Linked DNA regions of Homo sapiens: regions 2 and 3 are each linked to region 1. Evidence: read pairs that join two places in POLR2A ChIA-PET (ENCODE). Cell type or tissue: MCF 10A. All regions are shown on one strand. Each heading gives the region's core, and the rest is flanking DNA. Links, peaks and the distances in the headings are about the cores only.

The links. Peaks named below come from ENCODE experiments on the same cell type or tissue, not always from the same donor. Only the 100,000 strongest peaks of a DNase experiment are listed, where the experiment ranks them.
Region 2: POLR2A ChIA-PET joins it to region 1 with 9 read pairs; 2 of 35 experiments call an interaction of 5 or more read pairs at or near these places.
Region 3: POLR2A ChIA-PET joins it to region 1 with 10 read pairs; 3 of 35 experiments call an interaction of 5 or more read pairs at or near these places.

Annotation. Positions count from the first base shown.
Region 1 is chr3:190,009,817-190,016,059 of GRCh38, reverse strand. The region is part of intron 1 of P3H2 (prolyl 3-hydroxylase 2); the gene reads left to right. Among named protein-coding and RNA genes, the nearest start is that of P3H2, 110 kb to the left of the region's middle. In MCF 10A, for the core only: no CTCF peak of the experiment used is centred there; a DNase peak (open chromatin) is centred at 3,629.
Region 2 is chr3:190,518,184-190,523,183 of GRCh38, reverse strand. All of the region lies in intron 1 of IL1RAP (interleukin 1 receptor accessory protein), which reads right to left. Among named protein-coding and RNA genes, the nearest start is that of IL1RAP, 6.6 kb to the right of the region's middle. In MCF 10A, for the core only: no CTCF peak of the experiment used is centred there; no DNase peak of the experiment used is centred there.
Region 3 is chr3:190,153,212-190,158,211 of GRCh38, reverse strand. No RefSeq gene overlaps it. Among named protein-coding and RNA genes, the nearest start is that of P3H2-AS1, 35 kb to the right of the region's middle. In MCF 10A, for the core only: no CTCF peak of the experiment used is centred there; a DNase peak (open chromatin) is centred at 2,271.

The DNA.
Region 1 (6,243 bases), core at 627-5,626:
GCAAGCTAAAGAGCAAGGACATTTAATAGAGGTCTACCCTCATGCCTGAACTTTACGGGAAATAGTCAAGAAGTAGAATGCAAGCACCCCCACCCTCCAACGCAGATACACACACATGCACATGCACACACACATGCACACATGCACAAATTTCTCCACCCAAATGTCCCCTAACTGCTTACTTCCAGTGGACCATTTATCTCCAGTCCTATCCTTGGGCAGAGCTTCAGTCCAGGCAGGGTGTAGCAATTATGATCTTGTCTCAAGCAGCCCTCCAAGGGCACTGGTTCAACCTTAGCTTGGTCAGGGAATAACCAAAAGATTGAAGTAATCTCTGCCCTCTTTAGGACAGTTCCAGGCTGAGTGCAATGATGCTGAGATAAATCATATCCTACCAATATCAGCTTGGGAAAATCAGAAATGCTGGACCTACTCTTGGGGAGGTATTTTATCTTGAGGAGTAGTTCAAGGTTGGTCGAAAGAAGATGATTGAGGGAGACAAAAAAAGTTCATGCCAGACTCCTGGGTCAGTGCTATTTCTACCATAGAACGCTGGTATTGGCATGAAGGGAAAACCGTGGGTTGGAATCAGTTATTCTTCAGTGAGTAAACAGAGCCAAGGGGGCTCTGAGTAAGGCTTGTTATACACTGAAGCATGCTTTTACATTTTTTCACAATTTAGTTTCTAAAGTGGATTAAGCAGATTATACTATTTAAGCCTTTAATTCTTAGAATTTATAGAAACTAAAGAGATAAACATAGGAAACTGGAAGTCATCTTAAAAATCATGTGTCCTAGGCTAGATGCAGTGGCTCATGCCTGTAATCTCAGGAAAGTAGGCAACATAGTGAGGTTTCGTGTCAGCAAATAATTTTTAAAAATTAGCCAAGCATGATGGTGCACACCTGTGGTCCCAGCTACTCAGGAGTCTGAGGTGAGATCACTTGAGCCCAGGAGTTGCCGGTTGCAGTGAGCTATGATCAGCCCTGCACTCCATCCTCAGTGTCAGAGTGAGACTCTGTCTCTAAACATTAAAAAATAATAATGAAATAAAATCATCTGGCCCAACCCTTCATTTTACAGATGAAGCAGCAGATTCAGAGATATTGAATGGTTTGCTTAAGGTCACTCGACAGGTTGCCAGCAGAGCCAAAACTAGAATTCCTCTCTTCTGATGTCTGGTCTTACACATTCCCTCTTACCAAGGCTCCCTCCTTCCTCACAAGTCTAGTAAGGAAGTTTCTGTGGCTCTGAAGGCACCAGCCGGGGAGTATGGAAAGAGTCATACAGAGCAGAATGATAAAGAGGCTTCCATGCTAAGGCCAGGGAATTAGAGAAGCCACGAGGCCACCAAGAGCGGCAAAGAAGACAGTGAGCTTTTCATTATGACTCAAGCCCCAGAAGATGTGGGCTCAAGATTGGTGTCTATGTTCACTCAAATACAACCACAATGTGAATGAAATCTCTCCTCCTTCCTAATGTCCCATTTCTCTCCAGTCGTCAGTCTCAGATGCAGCCAATTGGAGCTTCTTTCCCAGTACATAGCCTGCACTTTCTAGGCAGCCTGCTTTCATCAGTTACGATTGCTTTACCTAGAAGATAACCTTTTCACCTTAAGCTGCCAAACCCTATCCATCTGTCAAGGTTGATCCTAGGTGTCTGCTCCTTTAGGTAGAGCCTTACTTCTCTCTCCTAAATGATATGCTTCTCACGTAGCCATACCTGTGGATCACCTATCTACTTTTCTCTCAGAAGGGGTGAAATTATTTGCATCAAAATAGGAGAAAGAAATATCAATGACAAGAAATCCTGTAACTTTACAAAGACTTGAAATAGTTATTCATTCCTTCATTCAATCTTTTAGTTCAACAAGCCTGGGCTGAGCCCTGCTTCTCATATTCAAATCACATCTTTTCCTCCAGGATCAGCACAAATGTTACATTCTTCATGAATCATTCCCTAATTCCTCACCTGTAAGCAATAAATACTTCTCATAAATCAACTATTTATTGTCCATATTTTGCCACCAAATTTTTTTTTCTCGCTAGTAGACAGCAAATGCCCAGAGAGTAATTTTCTTCAGGAAAAATATCAAGAAAACATTACACCTACTTTTTTCCTACTTAAAAAAAAATAAGATCAAAGCTAACATTTACTGATACTCTACTCACACCAAATTCTTGATCTCAGTGTAATATTTCATATGCAGAAATGATGAAGTGATGATTTAATTACATCTTAATTGATTTTCTTCTCTCGTGGAGGATTTTCAAGCTATTAGCATTTGGCAGCCAGGACCATTCCACTTACTCTCTGGACCTGTAAAAGATATTTGAAAACTGAGCCTCAGGCAAAGCCAGGGTTGTTAAAATCACCATTTCCCTAAAGGATGTTAAAAGTCCTAAGGGAAAATATTTACAAGGAAAATCTGTTTTCTCTTTGGAATTTACAGATTTTTATTTGTCTATTTTTCTCTTCTTACATGTCTCACCCTTGCCCTGTCCTATGTGGCAGGAAGACACATCCACTTGTCCTTCCACAGATGTATCCATCATCCAGTAGCTGACTGAATTCTACACCTTTTAGTAAATGCCTTTCAGCTTATCAAAGTTTGCTAACAGATCTTCAACTGTCATTGGTTTATTTCTATTTTTAACTCTTTAGAATAACTTACTAGTTCCAGTTTAACTAAAGTTCTTTTGAAAAACAGCTATCAGGAGACTGCTATAGTTTGTAACCAGCTGCCATAATTTTTAAAACTTGGTGGTATAATAAATTGAGTTAGGTGTCCTTTCTATGTGTTCTCACATCATTCTCCTTTGCACTTGACTCATCACCTGATCATTGTCATGTGTATTTACTGTGTAGCCCTCCCAATGCTATAATCTCTTATTATATTCATATCAATATATATCGAAGAGCACATCCATGCCCTGTGTGCCTATCACGCATAGTTGGTAACTAGTCCACAGTAGCCCATCCAGGGCTCTCAGTCAGTGTTTGATGCGTGAACAACCATATGAACAGCTTTTCTTACAGTCCTTATTGAGAGCCCAAGGTGTGCCAAGAAGAGTTAGTCACTGGGAATACAACGATCAATCGGAGGCACATAGAGACACAGCTTTTTATGAGCTAAGCGGACTTTCAAGTTTAAAGAGAGAAACTAGTTCTGTTTTTTATACAGATGAGTTTTTATTTTGACTTACAAAATCTCTTAATCTTCTGTATACTGGTAAACAGTGTCTTCAGAACTCTGCCCCCAGAGAGCCACTGGGGGGAATACAGACATAACAGTGGATGATTATAATACTACCAGAGAGGCACCACGAGGGGAAGTCCAGAAGTGGATGGGATCATATGGGATTTAGTTGTTCATGGAAGACGTAGCAGAGGAAATGATGTTTAAGCTAGTCACTACAGATGAGTGAGAAATAATCAGTCAAAGATTTGGAAGGAGAATTGCCCAAGAAGAGGAACACTAGAAACCCAGAGGGGAGACTGAGTGGAACTGAGACAAAATTCATCAGGACCGTATTTTAGAAAACAGCAGAGAATAATGAGATTTAAGTCTGAGCAGGTAAACCACGAGCAGTCAGGCAAGAGCTTGTGAGTCATGTTTAGGAATTTGAACTTTATCCTTAGACCAGTGGGGAGCCTTTGGAAGTTTTAAATCAGAGAGGGATAAGATCAGATTTGCATTTTAGAAAGATCACTCTGGCTGCAGTGTGGTAAATAGATTAAGGACAGCAGGAATTCACAAGAAAATTTCCTACAGCTGTTTTCCTTTGTACATTTAAATATGTCCCCCGCCCCCCACTACACACACACACACACACACACACACACACACACCTTTACCTACACACAGGCACACACCTTTTTGAAATTTCACTTGTCTTATATAAACTATATAAATTAAATTGACTGGTGGCATAATTTGTCCCAATTTCAAGATGAAGCCCTTTCATGCTTGAAATATTTATTTAGGAAATCATGACTAAGCTCTACCTTTGCTTCCTTTCTCATTCTACTTCCATTCCTGTTTCTTCATATACCACACATATGTTTGTTTTTAAAATTAGAAAACAAGAAAAAAATTAGAAGTAGTCAATTATTAAGTCTCATTTCTCCATGTGGATATCATGACCATTAACATTTGATGTATAACATTTTTCTAGTGAATTTATGTTACATGAGTAGAATCATATTATCCAGAATGTCATACAATCTGCTTTTTTCATTCGAGAGTATATCATGAGCATGTTTGCATTCTAATTATTCTCAGTGGGCATATAATACTCTACCATATGATTGTGTTGTAAGTTAATCTATGCCCATTAGAAATTTTGCTTTTAATTTAATCAGACCATAGTTTATCTGGAGTCTTAAAAAATCTGCTTGACGAAATTAAGATGACATTCCCCAGGCAGCTCTTTCTGTCGGGTGCTCTGGTATTTGGGGTTTTCAGCACTTTTCAGTAACTTTACCAGCTAATCAAAATAATATCAGAAAAGTATCTTCCCTTTGGGAAGCTTTCTGCATTAGGAAAACTGTTTACTTCCAATAAAATAAGTGGAGATGCTTAAAGGAAGAGGGTCTTGATCAAACTTATTTTTTAGGATAAACCAAAATGGAAGGTTTAAGGACCATAAATAAAAACAAATGTATCACTCCAGAATGCTTACAAAAATCATTTTTCTTGAATTGTTTAGTCTTATTCTGAGAAAGTATAAAAGAAAAGCAGACATTTTCATTTTTGCATGAAACTCTATTTTTTTTTTTTTTTTGGAGATGGAGTCTTGCTCTGTTGCCAGGCTGCAGTGCAGTGGCGCAATCTCGGCTCACTGCAAGCTCCGCCTCCTGGGTTCAAGCAATTCTCCTCTCAGCCTCCTGAGTAGCTGGGACTACAGGTGCGTGCCACCATGCCCAGTTAATTGTTTGTATTTTTAGTAGAGACTAAAGGGGTTTCACCAAGTTGGCCAGGATCGTCTCAATCTCTTGACCTCCTGATCTGCCTGCTTTGGCCTCCCAAGGAACTATATTTTTTCTTAACTTTGTTTCCCATTCTGTTTTAATGTCGTAATGAGTCTACCAAGGTCACTTTTTGATACCTTTGTAGAAAGAACACTGGATTAAAAGTTAGAATACTTTAGTTGCCAGCATTGTCATTGATCATGCTGGGAGGATATAGTAGAGCTTAAGGGTGTGATTTCCGGTGTAAGACAGAAATGAGTTTAAAGTCAGATTAAATTACTATTTTTGAATTTCTCAATTGCAAATGAAGCTACTGATGCCAAACTTGTTATTTTCAGCATATATTAGTTTGCTAGGGCAGCCATCACAAAAACCACAGACTGGGTAGGTTAAACAGCAGACATTTACCTTCTGACTGTTCTAGAGGCCAGAAGCCCAAAGTCAAGGAGTCAGGTTTGGTTTTTCCTGTGGCCTCTCTCCTTGGCTTGCAGATTGTTGCCCTCTTATTGTGTCTTTATGTAGTGTTTCCTCTGTTTGTGCTCGTTCTCCTGGTGTCTCTCTCTGTGTCCTAATCTCCTCTTCTCAAAAACAAACAAATAACAAACCAAAAAACCACCAGATTGGATTAGGGCCCACCCTTATGGCCTCATTTTAACTCAGTTTCTTCTTTAGAGGTTTCATCTCCAAATACAGCCATATTCTAAAATACTAGTTGTTAGTACATAAGAATTTTGGGAGACACCATTTAGCGCAAAACACGTGGTAATACATTTATTTCAGGTCTCTGGTGTATTACATGTTTAATAATAGTGGCAACTATTATTACCTGACCTCTCTGAACTTCATTCTTCTTATTTGCAAAATTGGGATATGAATATCTGCCCAGTCTACACATGATGATGACTTAAGATTATTTATATTAACATTCTTTGTAAATTAAATGGTAGAATACTCTTGTGTATTTTAGGCATACACGCATATACTCACCATCTTCTCTTTGAGAATATGCAAGTTGCATCCAGGCATTTGCTGTTAGCTTCTTTTTACATTAAAGCTGGAAGTTGGAAGGGTGGGACTTAGGCTCCTAGTCATCTTCCTTTTATTTCTATAGGGTCTTAGCGTCCTCAGCTCCTAGACACACAGATTTAATAAGTTTCAAGTCATATAGCCTTTCCCACAGTACTTCCTCTACTCACATGGGGCAAGGAGCAAAGATTAATGAAAGTGGAACAGAATCTCTCTGCTTCACTGTCTCCATGTAGAGGCAAA
Region 2 (5,000 bases), core at 1-5,000, 510 kb before region 1:
AGGAGATATTGAAAAAGACTTTAAGCAAATGAAAGAGTTAGCCAAGTAGTTATCTAGGACATTTAGTTAGAGAGGAAATAAAATGTAAGTTAAACAAAGTCATGCAAGGTATTTCAAAGACTGGCTTATACAGTAAGTAAAACTGTGTTTTAGGCACTTCATATGTATCAAATTACTTACTTCTCCCCACAACCCAATGAGTAACATAGAAAAGTTAAATAACTTCCTTAGGTTTACACTGAGGGAGCAGAATTTGAATCCAAATTCAAACCCCTACAATATCCTGCCTCTGAGTACTGAAAATTCTAATCCAGTGATTCTTAGATTTCAGTGCAGATATCCTAGATATCTGCTCATTTCAGAAGGTATCCACATGATTCTGTTGTGAAAGATCCATGCACTGCAATTTATCACTGGTCTAATTCCTCCTACACATGAAAGATTCTGAGATATTTTAAGGTAAATATTACATTCATTTCCTATCCTTTGCCATCCCAATTGTTTGCCAAATTGTGGCACATTCTTAGACCAGCTGGGGCATCTACTTGATATACTCCCCCTCTCCATCTGAGATTCATCAAATGAGAGAGGCTTTGGGTAAACAGCAGCACTGAATGAAGAGGAAGGAATGAATATTTACTGAGTGCCTTCTAGGTGCCAGCTATTAAAAGCTAGAGGCTTAATATATTTTTTCTTACTTGAACCTTATTAATAAATAGAGATAGATAGATAGATAGATAGATAGATAGATAGATAGATAGATACATAGATACATAGATAGATACATAGAAAGATACATAGATAATAGGAAGGAAGGAAGAGGAACGAAGGGAGGGAGGGAGGAAGGAAGGAAGGAAGGAAGGAAGGAAGGAAGGAAGGAAGGAAGGAAGGAAGCAAAGGAAGGCAGGCATGTTTATTACCATTTTACAGGTGAGAAAACTAAGTCTGGACAGGCTAGGCATGCAGTATCTAGAATTCAAACCCAGCCTGATTCCGAAGCTCAGCCTACTTCTTACGATCTACTCTATTCATTCAATCTGCTGCCCCCACCACTGTCTCACTCTGTAATTGGGAAACTGAAGTATAATCTTCCAGAAAAGTGCTACTTAGTGTGTATTACCATTCTCAAGTCTCCATCATTTCTATAAACAGAAAGAACTCACATTTTAATGAGAGTCAAGCCTCTTCTGTGGGCACTAAGAGCTCAAAAGAAGAAAGCAGAAAATGTGTACTCAACGCTAGAATCCAAACTAAAGCAAAATATTTTCTCCTTTATTTTGTTGTAGAAAACTATGGAGATTAACGGTGATACAGAACTTGCTTTTTTTTTAAGAAAGGCTCTATTATCATTTCCCAAATATTAAATGTCCATGTGCCTAACCGAGTCATCTACTTTTTCTTCCCATCCCCAAACCTGGGTCCTGAAGGGGATGGGGCAGATGGGGAATGATCTGTAGGTCAGAGTAATGTGGCAGAATCACATCCTTAAGGACATAAAGGGTTCTTTATGGATCTGACTCTCCGTGCAGTACCCGGTTGTAATTCTCACCGAGGCCAATGAGATACCTCCTAAGACATTGTTCTACAGTCACAGATTTATAAAACACTCTACCTTAGACATAATATTTTCCAAATTGCTCATTTTCGGGGTGAAAGCAAGGAGTCTGGAGAAGGAAACGCAACTAACCAGGACCAGGGCTGATTGACTGAGGAAAAAAAAAAAAAATGACATAATCTTGGAGTTAGAAAACTAGGGTCCAAGTCCCAGTTCTACTATTTATTAGCTGCTTGGCTGTAGTAAATATGTAGCCCCTTTGAGACTCATGATGTAAAACATTAGCAACACCTGCCCTGATTACCTCAGAATTATTGCAAAAAAAAAATGTTACATGTGTATACATTTGCATATACAATAACAAGCATTTTGACGACTTAAAGTTCTATATTAAAAAAAAGCTGTTATTATTTCAACCTGGATCTTTCTTTTTCTAATTTAGTATCCATCTGGGCATGCAATGGAACAATTCTCATTGCTGTTGTTAATTGTAATAGAGGTTAAAATCCCTATGCATAAGCCTCTTGACAAATGTCATGGCATATGATTGACACTTACCAAAGGCCTGACAAGATGGGTTTTATTATCCCCATTTTACAGATCATAAAAATAAGGCAAAGATAGACCAAATAATTCGGCCAAAGTCAAACCCAGGCAGATCAGTTTGACATCAATGTCCACTATATTATGGAAACACAATTTTAAGTTGCCATAGCATCTAACCATACTGGCGTTAAGAAACTGCTATCAACGAAAGGAACATTTCCAGACATAATGCTTATAAAATGACTGCTTCTCATTTCTCTTGCCATTAGCATTGATTGGCAGAGGAGGAAGCCGTGTAATCATGAGGACTTTTGTGCCAGAAAGGTAGAAATCACAAGCATCTGCTGGATATAAACTAGACATAAAAGGTTACCTGTTCTCATGTTCAACAGAAAATAATAGTTGAAGTGATGTAAATTCTTCAATGCTTTTAGAAATCTTGAGATCGAAGCTCATTGCAGCTGCCCACTTCAATGGAAACTTCCTACTTTCTCTCTGGCAATTTATTTATGATACTTGACACTGGTCTTGCTGTCAATATATGCAAACGGGCACTTCAGCATCATCCTTCACCGTGTTTTCTGCAAAATGCCCTTTATTATTAGGACAGAAATGGGTTTTCCCATCATTGAGCTAGTAATGTCTAACTTTCTTGGAGCCTATGACTCCTTATCATTGTCTGATTTTGTGACCACAAAATTAAAGGAAATTAAAACTACTTTATTAGTCTGTAGAGGCAAACTTTGACACAACTAATACTATTGATAAAGCACGAGAAATCCAGAAAGTCAATTTTGGGCCCACTGACATAATATGAACCCATCATCCGTTCAATTTTGCCCTTCTTATGTATGAGTCACTGTGCTAGGCACAGGGCAGAATAAACCATATCCTCAGCAGATATTTTAAGGTAAATATCACATTCATTTCCTATCCTTTACCATCCCAATTGCTTGCCAAACTGTGGCACATTCTCTTAGACCAGCTGGGGCATCTACTCAATATACTCCCCCTCTCCATCTGAGATTCATTAAATGAGTAATGATTTGGGTAAACAGCAGTGCTGAATGATGAGGAAGGAATGAATATTTACCAAGTCCCTTCTAGGTGCCAACTATTAAGAGCCAGGGGCTTAATATGCTCTATCTTTCTTTAATTTCACTAATAAATAGAGCTAGATAGAAAGATGATTGACACACAGATTAGATAGAGACATTTGTAAGTCTCTCAGCTGATGGCATAGCTTATTCTGTCCTGTGCCCAATGGGGATGAACAAAAACAAAAGCACAAATTACAAATTCCAGGACCACAGTAAAAAAAATAATAATAATAACAATAGAGATAGAAGATGTTATATGCATTTAAAAGGGGTTTTGTGAGCTGGAGAGAATCAAGAAAGGATTGGAGCAGTATGTTTGGAAAGGAAAGAGTAGAAGAAGAGGAGAAGACAGAAGCTGAGGTAGTGTGATGTGAGGATACAGAGATGGGGCATTTACGAATCTGGTTATATGAGTTTCCAAATTTCATGGTGTGGTATCTAGTAAATATGCTGTAGTGGACCAAAAGGCTTTGCACTCAGGCACACGCAGGTTCCAATCTTTACTAATTAGGAAACCTTGGGCAAGTCTATAAGTCTCTCTGAGCCTCAGTTCTTTCATTTGTAAAAGGCAAATAATAATATATATCTGAGAGTTATTTTTATGTTTAAATGAAATGACAAAAGTACATGTGCCGATGAAATGCTGATTTCTCTTGCTCATCTTTGTTTGTTCAGAAAAATACATCTCCAGGGAATAAAACAATAAGAGTATTTTCTTTTTACTCCCCTTTCTCCATTTTAGCTTTAACTTTTGCAAATAGATGTGATTACAGAATCTCAAAGTTGAAAGGAATCTTAAAGATACACAATGCGTTATAGCAGAAGAAATTTAGAGATCATCTAGTTCAGCTCTCCCACATTTTAGGTCCAAAGGTAAAGATATTTCTCAGTCACAGGCAAGGTAGTACCGGGATGAGGATGTAGGATGATGATTGGGTAGGTCATTGGTCTTAGTCTAAGTCCTCAGTTCTAGTCCAGAGGTGGGACAATTGGAAGTTCTTCCTAACTCTAGAATAAAATGCGTAGATGAGTCTCAGCATCATGTCTTGCTTTGTGCTGTTACACAGGCTGATATGGTTTGGCTCTGTGTCCCCACCCAAATCTCATCTTGTAGCTCCCATAATTCCCACATGTTGTGGGAGGGACCCAGTGGGAGATGATTGAATCATGTGGGGTAGGTCTGTCCCATGCTATTCTCGTGATAGTGAATGGGTCTCACAAGATCAGATAGTTTTCAAAATGAGAGTTTCTCTGCACAAGTTCTCTTTTTTGGCCTGCTGCCATCCACGTAAGATGTGACTTGCTCCTCCTTGACTTCCGCCATGATTGTCAGGCCTCCCCAGCCATGTGGAACTATAAGTCCAATGAACCTCTTTCTTTTGCAAACTGCCCAGTCTTGGGTCTGTCTTTATCAGCAGCATGAACACAGACTAATACATAGGCCATGCTACGTAACTCTATGAGCCTCGGTTTCCTAAAAAAATATACAGGATTATTGTGAGGATTGAATGAGATGATATATTTAAGATACTCAGCACAAATAATGATGGAGACAAGTAAAGAGTACCTGTTAAATTATGATGATCGTAATTTAACAGACTAATACATTGAAGGAGTTGTTAGCAGAGGACAGAATCAGTGTTTATTAAATGTTTTCTATGAATAAGATGTTGAAATAAATAGGGACTTAAGCTTCTAAGCAGGCATCAGTGTCCCTATTTCCTAGCTGCAGAGCCAAAAGATCATCTCTATAGAATAACTTGCCTCAGATTTCAGCCAGACTCTCAAAATCCACACTA
Region 3 (5,000 bases), core at 1-5,000, 140 kb before region 1:
TCACACAATACATTGTGCTGTTATTTAAAATGTCTACTTGTTTTATATCTCTATGCCTTTATTCATGCTCTCCCCCATTCCCAAACATCCTACTCTTTCTGAATGGCCAATCTAAAATGTTTTTCTTCTTTGCAGTTTTTCTTGACTTCCCTTTTCTAACAAAAAGAAATATCTTCTTTATACGTGTTTTCATAAAAGTTTATACTTACTCTTGTAATTGCTTGTGTGTGTGTGTGTGTGTCTTTAGATATCAGTTGCTCCTTGGAAGCTTGGACTAAATGTTATCCTTGACATCGTTAATACCCTACACAGGGTTAGATACATTGAATTAGTACCATTTATTAAATATTATAAAGAGTACCATGTGATTTTTTTTCTGTTCTGTTTGTATATTTACTTTTGGTTGGTTTAAGACCAGCAAAAATACAAACACCTACAAGCCCACCATACTGAAATTATAAATGATAATATTATAAGAAATGTACTTCATGTTTTAAAAAATAAAATATTATACATACTGTTGTGTGATATCATCCCAAACCCCAATTCCCTCTTCTGAGGAAATTGTTCTTATTGATTTGGTGCATATGCAATCTATATTTTTATTCATTTTCTAAATACGTATGTACCTATAAATGAATTATATTACTATCATTATTTTTTAGAGTAAAGGTCATGCTATGTTGCCCCAGCTGGAGTGCGGTGGCTATTCGCTGGCATGATCATAACACACCACAGCATTGAACTCCTGGTCTCAAGTAGTTCTCCCAAATAGCTGGAAATACAGATTTGACATGCAGCCATGACACCCAGCTACTAATCTATATATTTGTGTATGTGTATATATAAATTTTGCCATACTGAATGTATCCTTTTTCTACTTGCTTTTTCACTTATTATCTATACATGTCAATTCTTATAGTTATTTATTTAACGGACATATGTATTCTCTTATTTAAATAAAACTCAGTAAATTTAGTTATTCTGTAACTAATATAACTATTTCTAATTTTTTGGTTTCCAATCAACATTTCAATGAGCATACTTGTAAATGCCTTCTTATGTACACATGTAAACATTTATCTAGAAGTTATACCTAGAAGTGAAATTGCTGGGTCATTTTCTGATTTAGTAAATGAGGCCATAATCCTCTTCGAGGGGATTTTATAAACTGGCAGTATATGAAATAGTTGTGTCTCCACGATCTTGACACAGTAGTATTTGCATAATGTTTTTGGAAGGGTCGATCTATGGCTGCTCATCTTTGGTTCTAATTTTCCTCCTAGCCCATAAGTACTAAATCCATGGATTTGGTCCCATTAGATTCCTCCTTGAGAACAATGTTTCTCTAGGTATGTCTTTTTCATTTGACTTAACTTTTTTTTTTTTTTTTTTTTTTTGAGATGGAGTCTTGCTCTGTCACCCAGGCTGGAGCGTAGTGGCGCCACCTCTGCTTACGGCAACCTCTGCCTCCCGGGTTCAAGCGATTCGCCTATCTCAGCCTCCCAAGCAGTTGGGATTACAGGCACCTGCACCACACCTGGCTATTTTTGTATTTTTTTAGTAGAGATGGGGTTTCACCATGTTGCCCAGGCTGGTCTCACACTCCTGACCTCAGGTGATCTGCCCACCTCAGCCCCCCGAAGTGCTAGGATTACAGGTGTGAGCAACAGCATCCTTCCTGACTTAATTTTTATTTTCCTTTTTTGGCTCATTGTCATTGGGGAAAACACTGGGAGGTTGTCTGCAGGCCCTTTATGCTACTAATCCTGAATTCTCTGCTTGTTGTGGTTGGTCATTGCATATAATACTTACAGTTCTGCTTTTTTCAAGTAGCCTGAGACCAAAGCACGACCAACAGCTGTACCTGGACTGGATCCTTTTCTTCTCTGCTAATATGTGACTAGATTATTCCTTGTGTTCTCCCTAGGACCTCATTTTCAGTTCCTACCAGGCTTTCCCTTCCCAACCAAGAACACTGTAGTATACTAGTTTAAATTCCTGCCAGGCCCTTTTCTGCACTAACAGGCCTCCAGCCTTCTCCCACTTCTGCATTTCCCTGATATTTCCAACAGCCTTTTCCTGACCATAATTTGACACTGCCACACCAATTAGCTGATTCATAATCTTTTCACTGTCTGTTCTTTGGAGACTCTGGACCATGGCCCAGGAACAACAAGATCCCCTTTGCTGCCTCCACCCACTTCTAGTCATCAACAGCAGCCATGGCACCTGGTGTATTCAGCCTACACAAGCTCTAGACAGAGTACGCACGTACTGGCAATTTTAAGCCCTGTGATTTCCAAGGGTGTTGGCCTTTTAACACCTGTATTAAAAATGTGGGTGGAGAGCACATACTGTGATTCATCTCAGACCAGGCACTCCCTAGAGACAATGAATACCTGTGATAGACACGTTTTCAGTTTCCCGCTACTCCCACAGCCCCTAGAAGGAGTCATCTTATATATTACATGCCTTATCTGGCCCTTGCCACCACCATTACAGATGGATAACTGATCAAACACACACAAAACATCATTGCGTTATGTGGCCTGGCTTTAAACGTTGATCTAGGCCATTGGGTTGCTGCCTTGTCTGAGCTGGGCATGGTGGCTCACGCCTGTAATCCCAGCACTTTGGGAGGCCGAGGCAGGCAGATCATGAGGTCAGGAGTTTGAGATCAGCCTGGCCAACATGGTGAAACCCCGTCTCTACTAAAAATACAAAAATTAGCTGGGCATAGTGGTGCCTGTAATCCCAGCTACTGGGGAGGCTGAGGCAGAAGAATCGCTTGAACCTAGGAGGTGGAGGTTGCAGTGAGCCGAAATTGGGCAACTGCACTCCAGCCTGGCGACAGAGCAAGACTCCATCTCAAAAAAAAAAAAAAAAAAAAAAAATTACCAATGGCCAAGCACCTCCCCTAAAGATAAAAAATTCATGTCCTGAAATGGGGTAAATCACAATATGTGTCCTCCCTCTGCCACACAATTTTAATAAGAGATGGCATTGCGAATTGAGAAAAGAAACAATCTGAAACATATAGCTCACTGAGTAAATTAACAGAACTTTAGAAAACTCTAGCCCAGGAAGAAGTTCCAACTGACTTTATTGTCTGTTTTAAGAACTTCCTCCAGAAACCATTTATCTGAACAACAGACTACTCCTCTAGCTCTCCTTACCTGTTCATAGGACAATAGGTCACTTTAGTGTCACTTTAGTGACAACTTTAGGCTCATCAAAAGACTGTTTACTCTTTAAGACTCTGAGAAACCCTCACTTTCTTGTGTTGACCAGCCATAAACTTTTCTTTCACTAACTTGTCCAATCCAAAGTTGATTCCAGCAGAAAGACTCACCTTAAAGTAGACCTCCAAATCCTCAAATTCATGCCTGAAATCCATCACATCCTTGTAAGATGCTACTGAGATGGTCAAGACATTGTACTCCCGTATTACAGCAAGCAATAAACTCTGATTTGCTTTATCAAGAGATTGTTTTGGTGACCAACAAGTTATCTTAATGGAATTTTCAGGGAGTGGGAAATAGAACCACTAATCTGGGCCAAGCTGATTGTCTTTCTGATCTAAGAGACCCAGAGACTGTCGCCAGTAGGTGCTGGATCTAAGAAATCATGATGTATAGCAAGGGATCACAGTCATACTGGATTAAGTACAAGATGAACATGCAGAGGAAGCTGGAGAGCAAAGAGAGGGGAATGGACAAACTCATGCAAGGAGAAGAAGCAATGGAAAAAATGGTGTGGCCTCGGAGAGTTAAACTCTTCCATACCTGGCATTCCAGCTCTGTTCTCTGTGAGGCCTGAGTATGGTACCTTATTTCCCAACTCAGAAATCCAGGCAAGTGCTGGTGGTATCATAAGGCAGAGAAACTCTGTTGTGTTTGGGGAATTTATATACTTAATGTATTTAAGCTGCTTTACCAAGAAGCCTAGTTGCCAACTGATCATGTATCAAGAAGGAAATAAATCACTCTACCTTTTCTCCAGCTAGAAAAGTGCAGCAGTTGTGTTTGTACGAATTTGACCCCCATCCGTTGGATGAGGGCGTAAAGTGTATTTTATGTTGCTAAGTCATGGAGTTCCATGTGATTGGGCCATTAAATTCTTTATGATTAGTCATTAAGCCCATGAAGGACAAGAAACTGAACAAGAGTTTTGAAGAAGAAAGCCTAAGGAAGATGCATCAGGAAAGCAGAAAGGGAGTGAGGATACATTATGGACACCATTCTTTAAAGGCGACCATTGATGATCTGCATCATATAAACCCGCAGTGTCTGAGGACCTTGACAAGGGCCATTCAAGGGCCCAGAGCTGTGTTCAATAGAACCGACTTAGTACCTTGGCCAGCTGCTAATTCCTTAGGAAAAGCTGCTTTTGTATGAAGAGGAACATTGTTCTGCATATACTTCAGAATTAAATATCTAGCCAAACTGTGAATGAATTAAATACATTCTCTATGCTTCAAGTTTTCATAGACCAAAATAAGTATGGCTTTACCTGGTGAATTAAGAGCTAATTCCCTCTAAGCTGGACTAGACAATATTAATATGTCCCAAATTGAGAACAGAAGACAGTAGGCCCACCCCCATCCAACCATGAAGACTATTATCCTTTATTTAAAATAGTTTCTGGTCTTTGCAAGAAAAAAATAGGGCAGGTAGAAACTTCTAAGGCATTTAATAAAAGTTGACTTTGTTGAGCTTCAAAATAACCCTGGAAAGTAAAAGTACTCATCTCCAATTTACCAATAGCTAAACAGAGGTACCATTTTATAACTAAAGCCGAGGTTGAATAACTTGCCCAAAGTTCAATAGCACATTGAAAGAAGAATGAGTCAGATCCAGGTCTTCATTCCCCATAGTGCCATCTAAACTTTTCCAGGACAGCTTATCTTATAGAACTGAAGTAGGCAGGAAAATGATGACATATCCAAAGGTCCAGCATAATTTCCACATCTGTTGCTAAAACTATGCTATGCAGAG